Regions from separate parts of the Homo sapiens genome. Here region 1 is linked to region 2. Evidence: read pairs that join two places in POLR2A ChIA-PET (ENCODE). Cell type or tissue: Caco-2. All regions are shown on one strand. Links, peaks and the distances in the headings refer to the core of each region. The heading gives the core; the rest is flanking DNA.

Region 1 (5,383 bases), core at 77-5,076, 110 kb before region 2:
AAAAGGTCTTCAACAAAATTCAACAGTCCTTCATGCTAAAAACTCTCAATAAACTAGGTATTGATGGGACATATCTCAAAATAATAAGAGCTATTTATGACAAACCCACAGCCAATATCATACTGAATGGGCAAAAACTGGAAGCATTCCCTTTGAAAACTGGCACAAGACAGGGATGCTCTCTCTCACCACTCCAATTCAACATAGTGTTGGAAGTTCTGGCCAGGGCAATCAGGCAGGAGAAGGAAATAAAGGGTATTCAATTAGGAAGAGAGGAGGTCAAATTGACCCTGTTTGCAGATGACATGATTGCATATTTAGAAAACCCCATCAACTCAGCCCAAAATCTCCTTAAGCTGATCAGCAACTTCAGCAAAGTCTCAGGATACAAAATCAATGTGCAAAAATCACAAGCATTCCTTTACACCAATAACAGACAAACAGAGAGCCAAATCATGAATGAACTCCCATTCACAATTGCTTCAAAGAGTATAAAGTACCTAGGAATCCAACTTACAAGGGATGTGAAGGACCTCTTCAAGGAGAACTACAAACCACTGCTCAACAAAACAAAAGAGGATACAAACAAATGGAAGAACATTCCATGCTCATGGATAGGAAGAATCAATATCATAAAAATGGCCATGCTGCCCAAGGTAATTTATAGATTCAATGCCATCCCCATCAAGCTACCAATGACTTTCTTCACAGAATTGGAAAAAAATACTTTAAAGTTCATATGGAACCAAAAAAGAGCCCACATTGCCAAGACAATCCTCAGGAAAAAGAACAAAGCTGGAGGCATAATGCTACCTGACTTCAAACTATACTACAAGGCTACAGTAACCAAAACAGAGATACAGACCAATGGAACAGAACAGAGCTCTCAGAAATAATACCACACATCTACAACTATCTGATCTTTGACAAACCTGACAAAAACAAGAAATGGGGAAAGGATTCCCTATTTAATAAATGGTGCTGGGAAAACTGGCTAGCCATATGTAGAAAGCTGAAACTGGATCCCTTCCTTACACCTTATACAAATATTAATTCAAGATAGATTAAAGACTTCAATGTTAGACCTAAAACCATAAAAACCCTAGAAGAAAACCTAGGCAATACCATTCAGAACATAGGCATGGGAAAGGACTTTGTGTCTAAAACACCAAAAGCAATGGCAACAAAAGCCAAAATTGACAAATGGGATCTAATTAAACTAAAGAGCTTCTGCACAGCAAAAGAAACTACCATCAGAGTGAACAGGTAACCTACAGAATGGGAGAAAATGTTTGCAATCTACTCATCTGACAAAGGGCTAATACCCAGAATCTACAAAAAACTTAAACAAATTTACAAGAAAAAAATCAAACAACCCCATCAAAAAGTGGGAGAAGGATATAAAGAGACACTTCTCAAAAGAAGACATTTATGCAGCCAAAAGACACATCAAAAAATGCTTATCATCACTGGTTGTCAGAGCAATGCAAATCAAAACCACAATGAGATACCATCTCACACCAGTTAGAATGGCGATCATTAAAAAGTCAGGAAACAACAGGTGCTGGAGAGAATGTGGAGAAATAGGGACACTTTTACACTGTTGGTGGGACTGTAAACTAGTTCAACCATTGTGGAAGGCAGTGTGGTGATTCCTCAGGGATCTAGAACTAGAAATACCATTTGACCCAGCCATCCCATCACTGGGTATATACCCAAAGGATTATAAATCATGCTGCTATAAAGACACATGCACACGTATGTTTATTGCGGCACTATTCACAATAGCAAAGACTTGGAACTGACCCAAATGTCCATCAATGATAGACTGGATTAAGAAAATGTGGCACATATACACGATGGAATACTATGCAGCCATAAAAAAGGATGAGTTCATGTCCTTTGTAGGGACATGGATGAAGCTGGAAACCATCATTCTGAGCAAACTGTCGCAAGGACAGAAAACCAAACACCGCATGTTCTCACTCATAGGTGGGAATTGAACAATGAGAACACTTGGACACAGGATGGGGAATATCACACACTGAGGCCTGTGGTGGGGTGGGGGGAGGTGGGAGGGATAGCATTAGGAGATATATCTAATGTAAATGACAAGTTAATTGGTGCAGCACACCAACATGGCACATGTATACATATGTAACAAACCTGCATGTTGTCCCCATGTACCCTAGAACTTGTAGTATAATAATAATAAAAAAGAAATAGTCCCCCCCATGGAGTAATGCCATAAAGATACCTGTAAATGTGGAACTGAGAGGAGGTGCCAGCTGGGCTTCCTGGGTCAAGTAGGGGCTCAGAAAGCTGTGAAACTCACTCATTTCCTGCATCAGGACTTACTTCAGTCCTGGATGAATAATATTGCAGATATATGCTTAAAATATTCCTAACACCAGGATTTGTGCATGTGTTGTCTTCCCCAGGAAAGCTATCAACAGTGAAAATTTTGCTGTAAGTTTCCCCTTGTACTCTCTCCCTCTCTCCCTTCCCCCACCCCTGAAACTAAAGTAAAAGGAATGTTAACCAACTGTTTTTCTGTGATCAGCGGACCTTATCTATACTCCCAATTCCAATTCCTTGTAAACATACTTTATGAAGTCCTGTAAGATCCTGTCTCCTTTGCCATGCTGCTGCAAGGTCATAAAGTAGATAAAACCTAAGTTGCAATTCCGGTTTTCCTGAAAATCTAGGACATGCCACAAAATAATTTACTGCTTTTGTTTCTGGCTCTCGCCACAAGTATTTCCTGCCTTAAAGAGTTAAAAAGGCAATCGTATACTCTAACTCTGGCTACCCGTTCGGGGACCCTTTCCAAGCTGTGGAAGCTTTGTGCTTTCACTCTGCTCAATAAAGCCTACAACTTTTTCTCTCTCTCGGTCCATGTCTCTATCACTTGCTGCAGTCAGCCACCACACCAATTCTTTGGCGTGGCTAAGCAAGAACTTTAGGTGTTACAGAACCAACCCTGGAACTGGATAATGGGCAGAAATTGGAAGAGTTTGAAGGGCTCAGAAGAAAACAGGAAGAAGAGGGAAGGTTTGAAATTTCTTAGAGACTGGTGAAATGGTTGTGACCAAAATGTTGATAGTGATATGAACAATGAAGTCCAGGCTGCTGAGGTCTCAGATAGAAATGAGGAACTTATTGGGAACTAGAGTAAAGGATAGACCTATTATGCCTTAACAAAGAACTTGGCTGCATTGTGTTCATGCCCTAAGGATCTATGGAAGTTTGAACTTGAGAGTGATTATTTATGGTATCTGGCAGAAAAAATTTCTGAGCAGCAAAGTGTTCAAGTGGTAACATAGTTGCTTCTAACAGCCTACGCTCAGATGCAGGAGAAAAGAAAATAGTTGGGACTTACATTTAAAAGACAAACAGAGTGGCTGGGTGCGGTGGCTTACACTTGTAATCCCAGCATTTTGGGAGGCTGAGGCGGGTGGATCACCTGAGGTCAGGAGTTCGAGACCAGCCTGGTCAACATGGTGAAACCTCGTCTCTACTAAAAATACAAAAATTAGCCAGGCATGGTGGTACATGTCTGTAATCCCAGCTACTTGGAAGGCTGAGGCAGGAGGAATGCTTGAACCCAGGAGAGGGAGGTTGCAGTGAGCTGAGATCATACCACTACACTCCAGCCTGGGCACCAGAGCGAGACTCCATCTCTAAAACAAAATAAAATAAAATAAAAAAGGGAAACAGAACATAAAAGCTTGAAAAATTTCCAGCCTAGCCATGTGATAAAGAAAGAAAAAGCTTTTTTGGGAGAGGAATTAAAGCAGGTTGTAGAGCAACCACTTGCCAGAGATATTTGAATCACTAAAAGGGAACCAAGTGTTAAATATCAAAACAATGGGGAAAAGGCCTTGAAGGCATTTCAGAGAACTTTGTGGCAGCCCCTCCCATCACAGGCCCAGAGAAAAGAATAATTTTGGGGCCAGGCCTAAGGCCCTGCTGCCCTGTGCAGCCTCAGGGCACTGCTTCCCATATTCTGGCCACTCCAACTCCAGCTAGGGCTCAAATGGGGCCCAGGTACTGCTAGAGCTGCCGCTTTGGAGAATACAAGCCATAAGCCTTGGTGGTTTCTACATGGTGTAAAGCCTGTGGGTACAGAGTGCAAAAGTTAGGAAGCTTGGCCTCTGCCTAGGTTTCAGAAGATGTTTGGAAAAGCCTGGATGCCCAGACAGAAGCCTGCTTCAGGGACGGAGCCATTACAGAGAACCCTGACTAGGGCATTGCCAAGGGGAAATGTGGGGATGGAGCCCCCACACAGAGAATCCATTGGGGTACTGCCTAGCGGAGCTGGAAGAAGGGGGTCACCACCCTCCAGATCTGAGAATGGTAGATTCACCAGCAGCTTGCACCCTGTGCCTGGAAAAGCAGCAGACACTCAACAACCTGTGAGAGCAGCCTTGGGAGCTGAACCCTGCAAAGCCACAGAGACAGATCTGCCCAAGGTCTAGGGAGGCCAACCCTCATACCAGTGTGCTTTGGATGTGGGAAATAGAGTTAAATGAGACTAGTTTTGAGCTTTAATATTCAATGACTGCCCTGTTAGGTTTTGGGTTTGAATGGGGCCTGTAACCCCTTTCTTTTGGTCAATCTCTCCCTTTTGAAATGGGAATGCTTACCCAATACTTATAGCTTCCATTGTATCTTGGAAGTAACCAACTTGTTTTTGATTTTACAGGCGTGTAGGTGGAAGGGACTTGCCTTGTCTCAGATGAGACTTTAGACTTTGGACTTTAGAGTTAACACTAGAATGAGTTAAGACTTTGGAGAGTGTTGGGAAGACAGGATTGTATCTTGCAATGTGAGGACATGAGATTTGGGTGGGGCCAGGGGCAGAATGACATAATTTGAATATTTGTCTCAAATGTCATATTGAAATGTAATCCCCAATGTTGGAGGTGGGTCCTGGTGGGAAGGGTTTGGATCGTGGGAGCAGATCCCCCATGAATGGCTTGGGCCATCTCCTTGGTGATAAGTGAGCTCTCGTTCTGAGTTTACATGAAATCTGGTCATTTAAGAACATGGGGCACCTCCCCCTGCAATCTCTCTTCTTGTTCCTGCTTTTACCATGTGAAGTGCCTGCTTCTCCCTTGCCTCCTGCCATGACTAGAAGCTTCCTGAGGCCTCCCCAGAAGCAGATGCCACTGTGCTTTCCTAAAAGTTTACAAAACCATGAGCCAATTAAACCTCCTCTCTTATAAATCACCAGTCTCAGTTCTTATAGCAATATAAAATGGAATAATACATAAAATAAAATATATCCTAAGAATGAACCTATCACATACAGTATAACAAATTATCATTACTTCTTACCTCTACCTCCTTAAATAGCTGCTTAACCCCAAGAAATTTG
Region 2 (5,383 bases), core at 135-5,134:
ACTTCTTGTGTGTGCCTTGGTGTTCACAACAAGATGGTTGCCTGTAATCTGGTCTCCAGAGGTTTTATTTATTCGTACTGCAGCATCCACTACTTTCCTTGAATTTCTCTTCTGTGGTCTAATCACAAATATAAAAGCCTGCATTCCTTCTATTCATTATATTTCTTATCTGACTGCATTGGAAAACTGCAACTGTACTCTTTTTCTCTGAGATATTGTAACATCATTTAATAAGTTATTCCGTAGATGATAACCTAACTTCATTCTCATAGTGGACTTTGTAATTATTTTGAATTTCATGTTTCATTGTTCTTCCATTAAACGCAATTTGTACTTTATATTAAGGGATGAAAGAACCTCGTAAAATGATTAGTTAGCTATTTAGGAAACTTATCAAAGGCACTTGTTTTCTATTTTTTCAAGTCACAATAAACCAGTCCGAATGTAGATATCATGAGTCCGTGATTCTTCAGAAAATTCTCTTTATTGCATACTAATTGTGGGCTGCTTGTGTGATATAGGTCAGAAAATACAAAGTTGCTATATATATATATATTTTTTTTTTTTAAATTTAAGGCATCTTCTTCTTTCTTCAATCCCAGCTAGAGATTTATAACTTCACTGATTTCTCATTGAATTCTCATAAATTAATCATTTTGATATGAATTTTGGTTCACATCTATTTTTCTTCTCCATGACTACCTTATTGCCTATAAAGTCTAAGTTCCTTAGACTGCAACTTCACTTGTCCTATATCTTCTTCTAATTAACATCAATCACCACTAATTTCTCTAATTCCACTACTTTAAAAGAAGCTTCCCAGACTAGATGAAATTCCCTTTCTTTGCAGTATCACTTACCCTGCAATTTTACCTTAGAGCAGTTAACACAGCTGCAATTAATTATCTGTATCACTTGTTTTCTCTTTCTGGCCTGGGATTCATATTTAAAGAGATAACCTCAGGGCCTAGCATAGGACCTTACCTACAGTAAAAACAACAAATATTTCTTTAGTGGCTGTTTAATTAATGTTTTTCTCTTCCTCTTCACACTTATGAAATGTTATTTCTCACAGTTCTTTCTTTTCCCACTGAAATAGCTGTATTGCATAGTAGGTGATTTCACCCACTCTATTAGTTTTCACTACAAATTTTATATTGATGACTGTGAGATGAATATTACCAGCCCAGGAAAGCTTCCTATTGGACAACTCTAGTAGAATTTCCCATAGGTATCCAAACTCCATATAATTAAAATTTGGCTTTACCTTCTGAGACAGCCTGTGGGAGAGGGTCCGTGGAGAAACTCCAACCAGCTTGCCCACTGAGGTCGAACCTAGGGAAGGTCATGACGTTTGCAGCAGGGAGGAGCCTGAGCCTGGCACCTCCTCTTCCTATGTGGAACGTGGGATTCTAACCCTCTGGCCGGAAGTGGTCTAGGGGAGGGACTCTGGCCTTGAGAGAGTACCTGTTTCCCTCTTTTTTTTTTTTTTTTTTATCCTTTTCACCCAGTAAAACTCTTCTTTACTCATCCTTTAAACTGGTCTGCGAGCCTGAATTTTCATGGCCATGAGATGGACAAGAACCCCATCTTTAGATGAACTAAGGAAAAGTCGTGCAACATTGTTGCAGCAAAGTGGAGGCTCCAGAAGCCCTGAGTGAAATGGGGACTCAAAGCTTCTCACTGTTGCTTCTCAGCCTTTTAATCTTCAGACTTCTGAGTGTGGGGGAAGCCACGCCTCCACCCCGCGTAGCTCCCTGGCCTTTTCATGGCCTTTTCCTTCCTTTTTTGGGGCCCACCGGTAAGCAGCAGCTCCTTCCGCTCCCCGCTCCCTGCTGGGGTGGGGACCCATGGCCCAGGGGTCCTGCACAGCTGGCTGGCTGGTTCCCAGCCACTGTGGGCTGCCCCAGCCTTCCCCTTCCCTGTCCAAGGGGTTTAACTCTATCAGACAGTAATTAAGCTTAAACTTGTCTCCCTGGTGGAGGAACCACTTGCATATGAATAAGAGGTTGCATTTTCAAACTGTTTCTTTTCTTTCCCCTTCGCTACCCTGTCAGCAAGTTAACTTTTAAAGCTTTTTTTTTCTTTTAGAAGATGTTTTACTAGGCTAGCGCCCACCCTCCAACCCCCCAACTATCACTGTATTCGCTGCAAAGTTTTCGTGGTGAAATCAAGCTTCCATCTTGTTTTACGTCCTGAGGGCATGGCTGGTAACTGCTTGGCAAGGCTTAGTTCAGCAATACAGCCTGAGGGGATGAGCCCTCCCAGCTTAGATGTCTGCATGTTTGTTTTCCTAGCCCTGTTTCTTTTTTCTTTCCTTTTTTTTTTTTTTTTTTTTTTTTGAGATGGAGTTTCACTCTGTTGCCAAGGCTGGAGTGCAGTGGTGCAATCTCCGCTCACTGCCACCTCCACCTCCCGGGTTCAAGCAATTCTCCTGCCTCAGCCTCCCAAGTAGCTGGGATTACAGGCGCCTGCCACCATGCTCAGATAATTTTCATATTTTTAATAGAGACAGGGTTTCACCATGTTGGCCGGGCTGGTCTTGAACTCCTAACCTTAGGTGATATGCCAGCCTTGGCCTCCCAAAGAGCTGGGATTAACAGGCATGAGCTACTGCGCCTGGTCCCCAGCCCTGTCTCTTAAAGCGCCCCACCCAGCGACTGGGTTTTTTTCTGCCTATGTGTGTACTGTGTGTAATGTCTGTCAAAAGAGCTCTAATTAATTTGGCCTAAAGAAAGATAAGCACTTGGATCTAATATTTTTTAAAGGGATGATAAAATCTGTGGTAACTTTCAGTTCCTGTGACTTTAATCTTTCAGAAATAAAAACAGCCCTAAAAACTATTAGTAAAATGCAGATCACATGCAAAGTTTGCTAAGTATTTTCAGGTTACAAACTGCTTTTTGGGTTTTGAGAACTATTTGACTTGGCGGCTTCGTAATTAGTAAGGCCTGGGGACAGATGGAACTAACCACACTTAACTAAGAAGGCAAACCTTGGCTGCAATTAGCACACAAAGCAACTTACCAAGTTTTACCTTAAAGTTAAAATTGCTAGGAGTTCACTGAAAACTCCTAGAGATAGATTTACATGCAAGGTGTGTAAAAACAGTAAAATGTGTTTTTTAGTAAAAGGTTATAAGGAGGCATGGAAATGTAAACTAAAAGGATTGTTTTAAGTTAAAATAGGAAAAAGCTGAAGGTTCAAAGAAGTGGTGGAAGAATGGTGGAAATGAATCTTCCAGAAGAGGCTGTGTAAGCATATTGACTAAATTCAGTAAAAGGTATTTATAGTTTTTCTGTAAATTGAGCATTGAAATAAAAGCATAATAAGGTTTTCCTAAGGTGCTAATCCACTTTTTAGCAAAATTTGCAAAGGGTTATAAAAGGTTTTTGCTTCTTTAAAATTTCTGAGTCATTTTGGAAAAATAACTTACGGTAATCTGGAATTCTATTTCATAATATCAAGTGTTTTAAACCTATAACATTTAACAGCCTTTCCAAAGTCAAACTTCAGCTTCAAAATTGTCTCTCCTGGCTGTGCGTGGTGGCTCACGCCTGTAACCCCAGCACTTTGGGAGGCCAAGGCGGGCAGATCACGAGGTCAGGAGATGAGACCATCCTGGCTAACACGGTGAAACCCCGTCTCTACTCAAAATGCAAAAAATTAGCCAGGCATGGTGGCGGGCACCTGTAGTCCCAGCAGCTCGGGAGGCTGAGGCAGGAGAATGGCGTGAACCCGGGAGGCAAAGCTTGCAGTAAGCCGAGATCACGCTACTGCACTCCAGCCTGGGAGACAGAGCGAGACTCTGTCTCAAAAAAAAAAAAAAAAAAAAGTCTTTCCTGACACGTGGCTTTTCGAATACTTCAGGGGGCCCCTGAAATGTCCAGAGAAGAGAGGGAGACAGGATTATTTGACGTGTTTAGGTACATGGTCTTGCCAAAATAATGCTCAATCTTCTTTAGGTTATATCTTGGGGAATAATGATAACATATGTTCCCAAACTGTGTAGTATTTCTAAAATTCTAATGTCTAAGTATATGCCATCAATCATAATTAAGGTTGTTATGTTAAATTATTGTAAACCACGGAGATAACCAAACTTATTTGTCAATCCTATTTCTAACTGTAACTACCCTGGACATTTTGCTATTCACAGACAATTGTTGTTTGGTTTTAATCCTTTTCAAAAAATGGTTTATAATAGGCTATAAGACTCTGACCACAGACTGTGTGGCTTAAACAACAAATTATTTGCCCGTAGAGCTGGAGGCTAAAAGTTCAAGGCCAAGGTGCTGGCAGCATTGATATCTTAGGCTAGGCGCAGTGGCTCCCACCTGTAATCCCAGCACTTTGGGAGGCCGAGGTGGGTGGATCACAAGGTCAGGCGTTCAAGACCAGCCTGACCAACTTGGTAAAATCCCATCTCTACAAAAAATACAAAAATTAGCCAGACGTGGTGGCATGCAGCTACTCAGGAGACTGAGGCAGGAGAACCACTTGAACCCAGGAGGCGGAGGTTGCAGTGAGCCGAGATCACACCACTGCACACCAGCCTGGGCAACAGAATGAGACTTTGTCTCAAAAAAAAAAAAAAAAAAAAAGACCCTGACAAGTGCTCTCAGATACAATTTCTGATCATGTTTGAGAAATCAGGTTTCTGATAACTTTGGAGATTGTGACATTGGAATAAAGGAAAATGTACAGGACTCATAAAGAGCTGAAGTGTTCACGAATATCAAGCAAAACAAGATTTAACTAACTTGACTGAACTCAGGAAGCTGAGCAAATCTTTTTGACTTTTGCTTGGAATGTTGCTGATCCTTGTTTTGTTTTTCATAGTCAAGAAAACTTATTTTGAACTACTTAAGGCCTTTAATAATTAAGTAAGGCATACTCCTGTGGACAAAATTTGGAGCATGTTTGTTTCTCTCTGCCTGGTTCCTCTAGAATTTGGAAACTTTCTGTGAGTATTCTTAATTTATGGCAATATTTGCATCAGTGCAATAAGAATCCACTTTTCTTTGTGACAGAACACAATTGGAGAAAATGGTTATTTTACCAAGGCTTTGACTGGAAGGGTATGCTTTGATTTAAGGAGTCAATCTCCACTTGCAGAGCCAATAAAAACCCAATGGGGAAACTGGCCTCATATCCTTGCCTACACAGTCCCTATGCAGGGTTCCTCACCTCTGGTCAATAAACAGTATAACTTTCTAACAGGTCCAGGGCTCCAAGTTTATCTTGGGACCTTAAGGGGAGAGGATCACCCAACTCACAGGTATTTGAGAATGCAAGCCCATGGCTGGGCTCCGCTTTAAACGGTCTTATCTGAGATTCCTTGTGGAACAGACTTCTATCAAAGCCAATCCAAAAGGCCTAT

Evidence for each region. Peaks named below come from ENCODE experiments on the same cell type or tissue, not always from the same donor. Only the 100,000 strongest peaks of a DNase experiment are listed, where the experiment ranks them.
Region 1: POLR2A ChIA-PET joins it to region 2 with 8 read pairs; 2 of 35 experiments call an interaction of 5 or more read pairs at or near these places.

What each region holds. Positions count from the first base shown.
Region 1 is chr11:39,987,975-39,993,357 of GRCh38, forward strand. No RefSeq gene overlaps it. Among named protein-coding and RNA genes, the nearest start is that of LINC01493, 1.3 Mb to the left of the region's middle. In Caco-2, for the core only: no CTCF peak of the experiment used is centred there; a DNase peak (open chromatin) is centred at 2,697.
Region 2 is chr11:40,098,197-40,103,579 of GRCh38, forward strand. No RefSeq gene overlaps it. Among named protein-coding and RNA genes, the nearest start is that of LRRC4C, 1.4 Mb to the right of the region's middle. RefSeq lists a silencer at 1,310-1,510 and enhancers at 1,349-1,850, 1,851-2,350. In Caco-2, for the core only: no CTCF peak of the experiment used is centred there; no DNase peak of the experiment used is centred there.